Regions from separate parts of the Homo sapiens genome. Here region 2 is linked to region 1. A link is a loop called in an ENCODE intact Hi-C map of the cell type or tissue named here. Cell type or tissue: OCI-LY7. All regions are shown on one strand. Links, peaks and the distances in the headings refer to the core of each region. The heading gives the core; the rest is flanking DNA. Region 1 has its middle 20 kb from the start of BSDC1. Region 2 holds the start of CCDC28B (coiled-coil domain containing 28B).

What was found. Hi-C counts contacts between places; a loop is a spot of excess contacts. Peaks named below come from ENCODE experiments on the same cell type or tissue, not always from the same donor. Only the 100,000 strongest peaks of a DNase experiment are listed, where the experiment ranks them.
Region 2: a loop joins it to region 1, with 8 times the contacts of the local background. A loop is called at or near these places in 27 of 110 quality-filtered maps.

Annotation. Positions count from the first base shown.
Region 1 is chr1:32,411,284-32,416,654 of GRCh38, forward strand. No RefSeq gene overlaps it. Among named protein-coding and RNA genes, the nearest start is that of BSDC1, 20 kb to the left of the region's middle. In OCI-LY7, for the core only: CTCF peaks have their summits at 2,862 (motif pointing left) and 3,075; a DNase peak (open chromatin) is centred at 2,838.
Region 2 is chr1:32,198,758-32,204,089 of GRCh38, forward strand. It overlaps CCDC28B (coiled-coil domain containing 28B), which reads left to right and starts at 1,838. Exons shown (of 6, transcript NM_024296.5): 1 at 1,838-1,952; 2 at 3,156-3,342; 3 at 5,122-5,288. The coding sequence starts at 3,179. RefSeq lists enhancers at 497-1,055, 1,056-1,613, 1,826-1,905, 2,164-2,683, 2,596-2,815 and 2 more. In OCI-LY7, for the core only: a CTCF peak has its summit at 2,380; DNase peaks (open chromatin) are centred at 1,794, 2,084, 2,504 and 2,864; H3K4me3 peaks cover 3,019 bases; H3K27ac peaks cover 2,864 bases.

The DNA of each region.
Region 1 (5,371 bases), core at 133-5,132:
ATGCAGGTTTCTGCCAGTATTTTAGGAAATTCCTTACAGTTATACAAACAAGGACAAAACTATCAGTTTTGGGGACTAGATCCACCCTAAAGTGGACTTTGGTCAAAACTCCATTTGTCACCTAAATCCCCATGCCTCCTGTTGTCTCTTGGTACTTAGCCTCTCAGTTGACCATCTGCCATCTGCCCTGTACTGCCAGAGCTAGACACCAGCCAACAACACTTCCCAGACTCCACTGCTAGCTGGGTCCCAGTTACATTGTGCCAATGGGAGGTGCTTGGTTATATTTGAAGGTGAGAAGAAGGGAGAAATTCTTAGGCTTTAGGAGGTGACTTACCTTTAGCAGTGGTGGCTCTTCCAGCACTGTCAGTAGTGAAAGTGGGGTTGTTGGCTTCACCCCCAGGGTGGTTTCCTGGGCTCTGGAAAATGTCACATTTTACTCTTAGCTCCTTTGGCATTTCCAACATCTTTGTAAGCAAGTCCCTGCATTATATACATTTCTGCTTGAAATATGTTGAATGTTCTCTGTTTTTCTTATCAACACTTAATCATACATTTCCATAAGCCCATACTCTGACTGCTGAAGCCCAGAGGCATTGTGGGTCTCCAGGAATCTGTGGTTAGTTGTCTGATTGTCCCCAAGAGGTTTGTGTATTTATCCGTTGGGAAAGAACAGGAAAAAATGTTCATAGTATGAACTTGTGTTGCTGTTGCTGGATCTTTCCTTAAGCATCCTATACTCTTCCTTTAATCAATGGTCTGTGCACCTGTGAATTGATTCATGTATGGGAATTGCGTGAAAGATGAAAACTGTCTATTGTGTCAAAATAGACCTCTGTTTACTGGACAAGGAGGTATTTTTGTTGTTTGTCTTGATATAAAAACTAAGTGGGAGGCCATGTGTGGTGGCTCATGCCTGTAATCCTAGCACTTTGGGAAGCCAAGGCAGGTGGATCGCTTGAGGTCAGGAGTTCAAGACCAGCCTGGCCAACAAGGTGAAACCCCATCTCTACCAAAAATACAAAAAATTAGCCAGGTGTGTTGGCACATGACTGTAATGCCAGTTACTCGGGAGGCTGAGGCAGGAGAATCGCCTGATCCCAGGAGATGGAGGTTGCAGTGAGCCAAGATTGCACCACTGCACTCAAGCCTGGGTGACAGAGCAAGACTCTGACTCAAAAAACAAAAGAAAACATTAAGTGGGAGTTGGGCACGGTGGCTCATGCCTGTAATCTCAGCACTTTGGGAGGCTGAGGTGAGTGGATTGCTTGAGCCCAGGAGCTCGAGACCAGCTTGGGCAACACAGTGAAATCCCATCTCTACAAAAAGTACAAAAATTTGCCAGGGATGATGGTGCGTGCCTGTAGTCCCAACTACTTGGGAGGCTGATATGGGAGGATCACTTGAGCTCGGGAGGTTGAGGCTGTAATGAGTGAGCCATGATTGCACCACTGCATTCCCGCCTAGGTGACAGAGTGAGACCCTGTCTCAAAAAAAATAAAAAAGTGGGAACTTGGTAGGCCGTTCATAAGCAGTTGTTTCCAAAGATTTCTGTAGGTCTCACCACTCTGTTTTCATGTCAACCCTGTTGCTTACTGGTAACCCTTCCTCCTTTGTATTTGATGGGTAACTGTTGATACAGGAGTTAAGAAGAAATTACTTAGGCAGATAGTAAGGGGATGGGAGTCCTTGGTAAGTCTTCTCTTTTTAATGAAAAGCAGCCCCAAATCATTTTCTAACAAAGAGCAGCCTGAAAGCTGGGCGCTTGCACAGGTGAATGCAGGCAGGAACTAAGGACTAGACATGTTCAAGATGATGGCTCCATCCTCCCTTTTCTGCCAGCCATGGGTACTGTAAAGGAGTGGATAAGATAGTGCTGATCAACTGGAAAGTCCATTTGCATAAGAAGATTAAGGTGAGGTGACCAGTCTTCCCTGTGCCCTATGTAAACCCATACCTGATCGAACCAATCTGTGAGCCCTACATAAATCAGACACCACGACCTCAAACTGTATATAAAACTCAGCTTATTTGCCACCAGCCAGTCCTTTTCCACTTGGTCATTTTCTGCTAGGTTCCTTCTGCTTGGAGACCCCTTCCTCTGTGCAGGAAGCTGTTTCTCTCTCTTTTCTTCTACCTATTAAACTTCTGCTCCTAAACTCCTTGTGTTTGTCTGTGTCCTAAATTTTTTGGCCCACAACAAAGAACCCAAGGGTATATACCCCAGAAAACGAAGCTGCTTCATAATGGGGGCCTGTCTGGGATACCAAAGTACAACATTCATCGAAACAGTGAGTAAAGGAGTGGACTCCAACTCTGTCTTTTCATTCTGAGGCTCTCAGTCTCCATTTTAGACCTTTCTTGAAGGACAGCCATGGTGTGGCGCTGGAAGAAGTCCTGAGGCAACTGAGGGCTTCTGGCTGGGGCTACCCCCCGGTGTTATCCAAAGGCTTCTGGACTGACCCCTGCTTCCAACCACCCCAGTGGGGTGTCGGCACCAGGATCTCCAACTTTCCTTCATAATTTCCTCCTTCCTTGACCACATTTGTCATATCTCTTATCCTCTCTGTGTATGCAGTGTGCAGGAAGTTTTACACTTCAGGGAAGTAATCTTGTTTGGCAAGATCAGGGAATGTCATAGTAACTGGGGATATAGCTCAGGGGAAGGTGTCTTTGTGATTTTCTAGGAACAGAGGGTTCCTCCCCAACAGTGAGCATGTGTCTCTGCGCTTGGTCTGGCGAGCACGGCATTTCCAGGTCTCTCTCTGTCCTTGGTCTGGAGAACATATGGCATGTCAATGTCACTCTGTCCTTGGTCTAGAGAGCACATGGCGTTTCAAGGTAAACAGCGCCACCTAGTGGAATAGGGATCCTCTCCATGAGGCACATTGTCCTTCACTGAAACACCCTAGCCTCCCAATTCTCTCCCCTTTTTGTGCCTCTCTACTAAAAACCAGGCTTCACGCTACTTCTGTAAATGGGAAAACTCTGCCTTCAACAATTAGGGGTAAAATATCCTCCAAAACCAAATTTTAGTGTCAATACTGTCCCATCAACAGTAAAAGGGCCATTCAATACCTACATTCTTTTAAGGCACCTATTCTGCCTCCAATTAGAGTGGTACTTAATTGGTAAGGGGATTTTAAGTTCAGAAGTTAACGAGAACCATTCTCTAAGGGTAAACGCTTCAGTATGGGCCATAATAGCAGGATATAGAGTTCAATTTAGCACTCCCACTCCATTAAAGGGTCCTTGCCCAACTATTACATAGCTTTTCTTGGGATCCAATTTTTGGGGAGCCAGGTAGATCACACAAATCCAGGAAGTCAAAGGGAAATCACAGGCAGAGGACTAGAGTCACTTGGGTGAGCGTGACTAGCCCCAATCGCTTAGTTCTTCTGGTTCCATGGCTGGAGGTCACGCCTGCAACCATGGGTGGCATGTTCAACAAGGTGCTGGGACCAAGGAACCACGGAGGGAAAACATCAGGGGGACACCCCCACTGTCTTCGTCTCCACCCTGGGTCACACCAAAAGGAAGGAGACTAAAAGGATGCCTTTTTCTCACTTCTCTTTCTAGATGGGTACCATCTTCAGCCTGCACTCCCCTGGAATGCATTCTGAAGCACTGGGACTCCTTTCACCCTGAAACTTTAAAGAAAAAGTGGCTCATTTTCTTTTGCACAAGGGCATGGCCTTTTTATTAGACCTTTGCAAGTGTTACAAAATTAACCCAGCCCTTTTAGCAATCACATTTGGCATGACCAAAGAGAATAATGCCCCCAAATTAGAGAAGCAACTTCTGGGGGATCCATCTGAGGATCTCCCTTATTTGGGGCCCTTTCAAGTTCCCTTCTCATTACAGGACCTTAGGCAAATAAAGAGAGACTTAGGCCAATTTTCTGACAACCCCAATAGGTATATAGAAGCTTTCCAAAATGTAACTTAGGTATTTGACCTCTCATGGAGGGGTGTTATGCTTCTCCTAAGCCAAACCCTAACCACAGCTGAGAGCCAGCCAGCTCTGTAGGCAGCAGAGAAATTTGGAGATGAGGAATATGTCTCCCATAGTAGGCCTAAAAGGAAAAGAGAAAATACGAAAGGCAAAAAAAAAAAAAACGGGAAACACCATTCCCAATAGGAAGAGAGGAAATACCTCTTGACAACCCTAACTGGAACACCCAGACTTTTCTACAGTGTTTTTCCTTCTTTCACAGTTTATTTATTTTTATTATTTGTTATTTATTTTTTTTGAGATTGAGTTTCACTCTTGTTGCCCAGGCTGGAGTGAAGTGGCGTGATCTCAGCTCACTGCAACCTCTGCCTCCTGGGTTCAAGCGATTCTTCTGTCTCAACCTCCTGAGTGGCTAGGATTACAGGCATGCACCACCACGTCCAGCTGATATTTTGTATTTTTAGTAGAGATGGGGTTTCACCATGTTGGCCAGGCTGGTCTCAAACTCCTGACCTCAGGTGATCTGCCCACCTCGACCCGCCAAAGTACTGGGATTACAGGCATGAGCCACTGTACCTGGCCTACTTTCACAGTTTAAAATGGCTCTTTCATAATGTTCTTCCAAACTGGGAAAAGTTAGTTTCTCCAAACCTTAAAATGCTTGGCTTAGAGTTGAGCTAGGGGAAGGGAACCCAGAAGCCTGACACGCTGGCAAAAGGGTAGAAGTTTTTTCTAACAGTCAAGCTTTTGGCTTTTCTCTCCCTATGCAAACCAGCGAAAGGGATAATAAGGTTCATTGTTTATATTCTCTGTAAAGTTTTAATTAATCAAAAAAAATCGTGAGGTTGGTCTTAAGCTGTAGCCATTCTGATGTGCTTTGTGTGTCTTTCCATATGGTTCTGTTAAGAGAAAGGGTACCTTAGGTTCGGATACAGACCGTGGACCTCATAAGCCTGCTGTTCAAGGCAGCCCAACAGAATGGTCAGTAATAAACTTGGCTACAGGTCTCTATCTTGTTTCATGTCCTTGGGATCATGACCCATAACCACATGGCAGTACTTTGTTTTAGTTGCCACCATTTTACATGATGGCTGTCTTCTTATGCTAAATCAGTTCCTGAGTGAGGGCCACAAAATCAGATAAGCCAGTTTGTCAACCTGGATGGTGCCAGCTGATCCATCCAGGGGAGGGTTTAAAAATGTCTTCAGCACTGATCTTTTTTTTTTTTTTTTTTAAGGTGGAGTCTCGCTCTGTCACCCAGGCTGGAGTGCAGTGGCGCCATCTCGGCTCACTGCAAGCTCTACCTCCCGGGTTCACGCCATTCTCCTACCTCAGCCTCCTGAGTAGCTGGGACTACAGGCGCCTGCCACCACGCCCGGTTAATTTTTTTTTTTGTTTGTATTTTTAGTAGAGATGG
Region 2 (5,332 bases), core at 333-5,332, 210 kb before region 1:
GGAGAGGGGGTGAGGCTGGGCCCAGAGTCTGGGTACCAGGTTAAGGAATGTGGGCTAGATCCAGAGGGCAGGGGGGGCAACTGAAGGTGTTTCAATAGGAAATTGATAGGCTCCAGCAGTAAGGCAAAAGGCATGGAGCCAGGCATAGGCCATTTGAGGCCCAGGTTAAGAGGGGTGGACACTCATCACTGCTATTTGGGTCTGAGCTGTGGGTAGGCTCCTATAGCCCTGGCCTGCCCAAGGGAATTCACAGGGGCCTCTAATTGTATGCATTCCTTAAGGAGAGCACATTCTCTGTTCAGTTTTTACACCCCCCATTTACCCACCTCAAGCATGGGACTCCTATATGGGAGACATGCTGCTGGTGGCCTCACCCAGCACCCTGTTCTCTCTGGGTCCTGGGTTGGTCAGGCACAAAGGATGATATGTGCTGAATGCCCAGGAAATGGCAGAGACAACCCACCTGCCCTTCCCTCCAGGCCTCCACAAATAGATGTGCCCACAATGACTGTGACAGTCCCAGCAGAGCCTCTGACCCTTCTAGCTGGGTCCTGATACATGTTTTCCATGCTGGCCATGTTATTTCTAGTCGCAGATCCTCTGGAGGGTGTGGGGGGGGTGCCGCCCCAACTCTTGGAGATTCCAAGCAAAGCAGCTCTGAGAATAATGAGGTTTCTGACCCCCCAGTGAAGCAGCTGAGGATGGGAACCACAGGGGTGCTCCCTCTGTCAGCAGCATTACCACTGTCTACTCTAGCAGCTCCGGTGGGGAAGGAGAGGGATTTCTGTTGTCCCCAGTCTGGGCCCCTGGTTATTGAAAAAGTTCGGAATTACTCTTTACCCTTGTGGAGTGTTCTGAGTGTTGGAAGTACCCAGGAAGAAGCCCTGAGCAGGTGCCCTCAGGAGCAGTGCCCATGGCTCCCCACATCAGCCAAGAGGCCCAACCCCAGGAAGCCACTCCTGCCCGGGGATGGGGAAGGTGGGCTGGGTGGCTGTGTGCACTGCCCTGGGCCAGCTCACTTGAGCCTGCTGAGCCGCCTGGCCAAACATGAGCCTCTCTCCTGTTGTATCAGATGCTGTTCTGGGGACCTGCGCCAGGAGCCTCTGCCAGGGCTTTAAATAGCTGCCCCCATTGATCTGGCTGCAGGCAGCAGCAGTCACACTGGGTCAGCCTCCATCAGGTGCTCAGGTTTCCCTGAGGACTGGAGTCAGGTGCCAGGGAATCGCGTGGTCTACCTTATGACCTGGTGCTCCCCACACCTGTCTCCTAGGCCTGGGGGGTGGGGAGGACTCCTGTCACTTCATCTGCGGCAAAATACAGCCCCCACCACTTACCAGAGAAAACTGTCTGGCATTGTAGAGAGAGGGGTTTTGCCCTCAAAAGACTGTTGCTTACTTTCAGTAGAATGGGGAATGACACTGGTATCTTCCTTAAGGGTTGTTATGGGGATGAAATGTATGTAAAGTGCTCAATAGGGCACTGGACTCACTCCATTGATGGCTGTCTTTGCTCGAAGTGTCTTCCTGATGCTGCTGCTGTTGCTGCTTGTGCTTCTTCTGTGCTTACATTCTCTCTCTCTCACTCACTCACTCTGTCTCTCCTCTCCCCCGCCCCACCCCCTTTCTGACAAAGCCACCACCATTTTGTAAGGAACTGTAGCTTCTCTCTGAAACTGCCGGGAAAGGGAAAATCTTTTTAAAATAGACATCACACAACCAACAGGGTCCCCTAGGTTCAGGCGGGGAGGTGAGGTCGAGTGAGAGGAACTGCTTAGCATACGCGGGGATGCTCCTCCCATCTCACCCCACCGCGCTAAGGAGAAGGTCACTTTCTCTTTAAATGCAAATGAACTCCCTCCAGCTTAGCTTTCACCCGGTGGTGTTCCCGGGAGGAGAGGGCGGAGGGCGGAGGGAACTTGCACCGAAGCATCACTCGAGACCCCAAACCTCCAGGTCAGTAGCCCCCTGAGGGAGTGAGGGCGGGGGCGGAATGACGCGGGTCTGACGCTCTGTCTTCGAGCGCGGCTGCGGAGCTGAGCGATGAGTTTGGCACATGGCTTTGGAGCCCGGGCTTGGGAAATAGATCCCCGGTCGCCCCAGCCGCTCCTGGGGAGCACAGGCTCCGGCTCCAGTTCTTCTATCAGGTCCCTAATTGGGTCAAGCTGCTGCACGGAGAGGCAGAGGATGCGCTCCTATCTCCCCTCCCCACACCCGCAGACCCCGTCAGTGGCAGCCAGCTATGTGTCAGTGTAAATGCTTAAGCGCCACCCACCCCCCCAACCCCCCCAGTCCCAGAATTCGAAGTTAGGCTCGGTAGCAGCAGCCTGGAATGAGACCCCCAGAGGAGGGAACCCCAGCCGACCGGAGGCTTGGGGGGCGCTGCTGGACCGGGGACCTCGGAGCAGCCCAGCCACAGGCGCAGCCTTTGTCGGAGGCCCAGGCAGCCAGCGGCCAACCACCCAGTCCACCCTGGCTGCAGCTGAAGCCCAGCAGGGACTTTCCGACTGGGAAAAATGAAGCAGCTGAAAGCACACCCGCGGGACCTATAGGGAGTCCCTAATATTTTCGGTTGGGGGTGGGTGGAAGTGGAGGGATGCCGGTGTCTATGTGGGGGAAACCCACAATGAACCCTGCCCTGTATGCTGCGGCTTCTCCTACAATTACCCACACGCTGGGGCTTTCCCAGGCGCCCCTACCTGCACCTTGTCCCCCTCCCATGCTGACAGGGTTTGTTAGCATCTGCTTAGGCCCCTGATAAATAGAATAGGGTTTAGTTAAGACATCCCTAATCTTCGGCTGGGCTTCTGCAGCTCACCTCCGTCTTGTCTCCCACTACATTTCCTCTGCCAGCCCCGCCCCCCAGCCACCGTGACAGGAAGCCCCAGTAGCGCCAAGATAGTTGTGACTGGTCCCACCCTTTCAGGAGGGGCCTAGGTTTTCAGGCAGAAGGGGAATTAGGTTGGGCCTTAGAAGGTCCTTCAAGTGTACATCCACGATCCCAGCAGCAGACACTGGCATCTGGCTCTGCCCCTACCGTATAGATGAGGTGACAAGCTGGAAGGTCCCAGGGCCCTTCCTTGGTGCAGCTCTCAGGGATTTCTGGGTGAAGGGCTAACTTTGCCCCTGGCTATCTTTGTGGGGTTGCTTCCCTCCTAGGCCTGAGGCCCAGCCAGCGCCCAATGGATGACAAAAAGAAGAAACGGAGTCCCAAGCCCTGCCTGGCCCAGCCAGCCCAGGCCCCAGGCACACTACGGAGGGTCCCTGTGCCTACCAGCCACAGCGGCTCCTTGGCCCTAGGACTTCCTCATCTGCCATCCCCCAAGCAGCGGGCCAAGTTCAAGAGGTGGGTACAGAAGGGAAGGAAAGGAGGAGGGACCCCAACTCTGGGTTGCACTGTAGAGAGGAAGGCAAGGGGGGCCTCCGCCTTTAGTTCCTAAGCAATAATTGATGCCTTTCTGGAGCAGACCCCTGAGAACTCAGAGCTCACTCAGACCCAGTCCCTACCCTCAACTGTGTGGCAAAAAGGCCAGGTGGGTCACTGGGATCACATAGCGTGAGGATTCGCCTCAGAGGAGGGAGTGAGCAACTCTGCAAGAAAGTGAATGTTCCACGCTGAGAGGCTTACCTGGTATAAATATGGAAGAAAGCTATTACCTGAAAGGTTTCAGGAACCACAGGTGGTTTGGGGGCCCTGGAGTATCAGGGAACAGGAAATGGTGAGGAAATACCTGGGGGCACAATTTGAATTCTCTGTTGAATTTTTTTTATGATTGGGAGTTTGCATGCTGCCTTATAATGTGTCCATGTTTGTTCCCCACTAAATACAATGTATTCTTTCTCCAGTTGCTCCAGATAAGACCACTGTGTTTCCCCCTGGTTTTGCACACCACTTGCCTAAGGGGCATGAAGCTCAAGGCTGTGGGGAGAGTAGCAGGAAAGGCAACTGGGAAGGCAGGAGGGCCAGGCTGGCAGGGGCATTCAATTTTATCCTGAGAGCAGTGGAAATTTTAAGACAGTTTTTTTGGTTTATTGGTTTGGCTTTGTTTTCTATGTATTTTTGTTTTTGTTTAAAAGAGTTTTTAAATAGAAGAGGGTTGGCTGGGCATGGTGGCTCAGCCTATAATCCCAGCACTTGGGGACGCTGAGGCAGGCAGATCACCTGAGGTCAGAAGTTTGAGACCAGCTTGGTCAACATGGTGAAACCTCATCTCTGTTAAAAATACAAAAGTTAGCCAGGCGTGATGGTGGGTGCCTATAATCCCAGCAACTTGGGAGGCTGAGGCACAAGAATCACTTGAACCTGGAAGGCAGAGGTTGCAGTGAACCGAGATTGTGCCACTGCACTCCAGCCTGTGTGACAGTGAGACTCTGTCTCAAACAAAAAAAAAATTTTTTTTTTAATTAAAAAAAAAGAAGAGGGCTAGGGGCAGTGGCTCAGGCCTGTAATCCTAGCACTGTGGAAGGCCAAGACAGGCAGATGACCTGAGGTCAGGAGTTCAAGACCAGCCTGGCCAACACGGTGAAACCCCAACTCTACTAAAAGTAAAAAAAATTAGCAGGGCATAGTGGCAGGCGCCCATAATGCCAGCAACTTGGGAGGCTGAGGCAAGAGAATCACTTGAACCCAGGAGGCGAGGTTGCAGTGAGCCGAGATCACACCACTGCACTCCAGCCTGGGCAACAGAGCGAGACTCTGTCTCAAAAAACAAAAAAAAAGAAGAGGGGCAGAAAGATATTTTGGGAGGAGGTAAGACAGCCCTGGTGGCAATAAGGGAGTAGCTGTCTCTATATACGCTGAAGACTAGGGAGGATAAGTGACTCATTCAGGGTCATAAAACAAATGAGTGAGGCACTCAGACAGGAACCCAGGGACCCCCTTTCAGGCACTGCTCTGGCTGTGTTATTAGCAGAAAAGACTTCTTTTTGACCTCTTCACGCCTCCTCACCCCTTCCCAGTGCCCAAGGGGAACCATAAAGTTACCCATTTATGCTAGTAAGTAGATGGGCAGATGAGTTAGTGCAGATAGACAGATAAACTGGTGCATAGGCAGATGGCACAAAAGATCGGGAGGTGCCTGACTGCCCCCTACCCTGTGATCATGGTCATGTCCACCCCACCCAGAGTAGGCAAAGAGAAGTGCCGCCCAGTCCTGGCTGGAGGTGGAAGCGGCTCTGCAGGCACGCCCCTGCAGCACTCCTTCCTGACCGAGGTGACTGATGTCTATGAGATGGAGGGGGGACTCCTGAACCTGCTCAATGATTTCCACTCTGGCCGGCTGCAGGCCTTCGGTGAGTCCTGGGGGCTGGTTTCAGCGGGTGTGTGGATAGGGCTG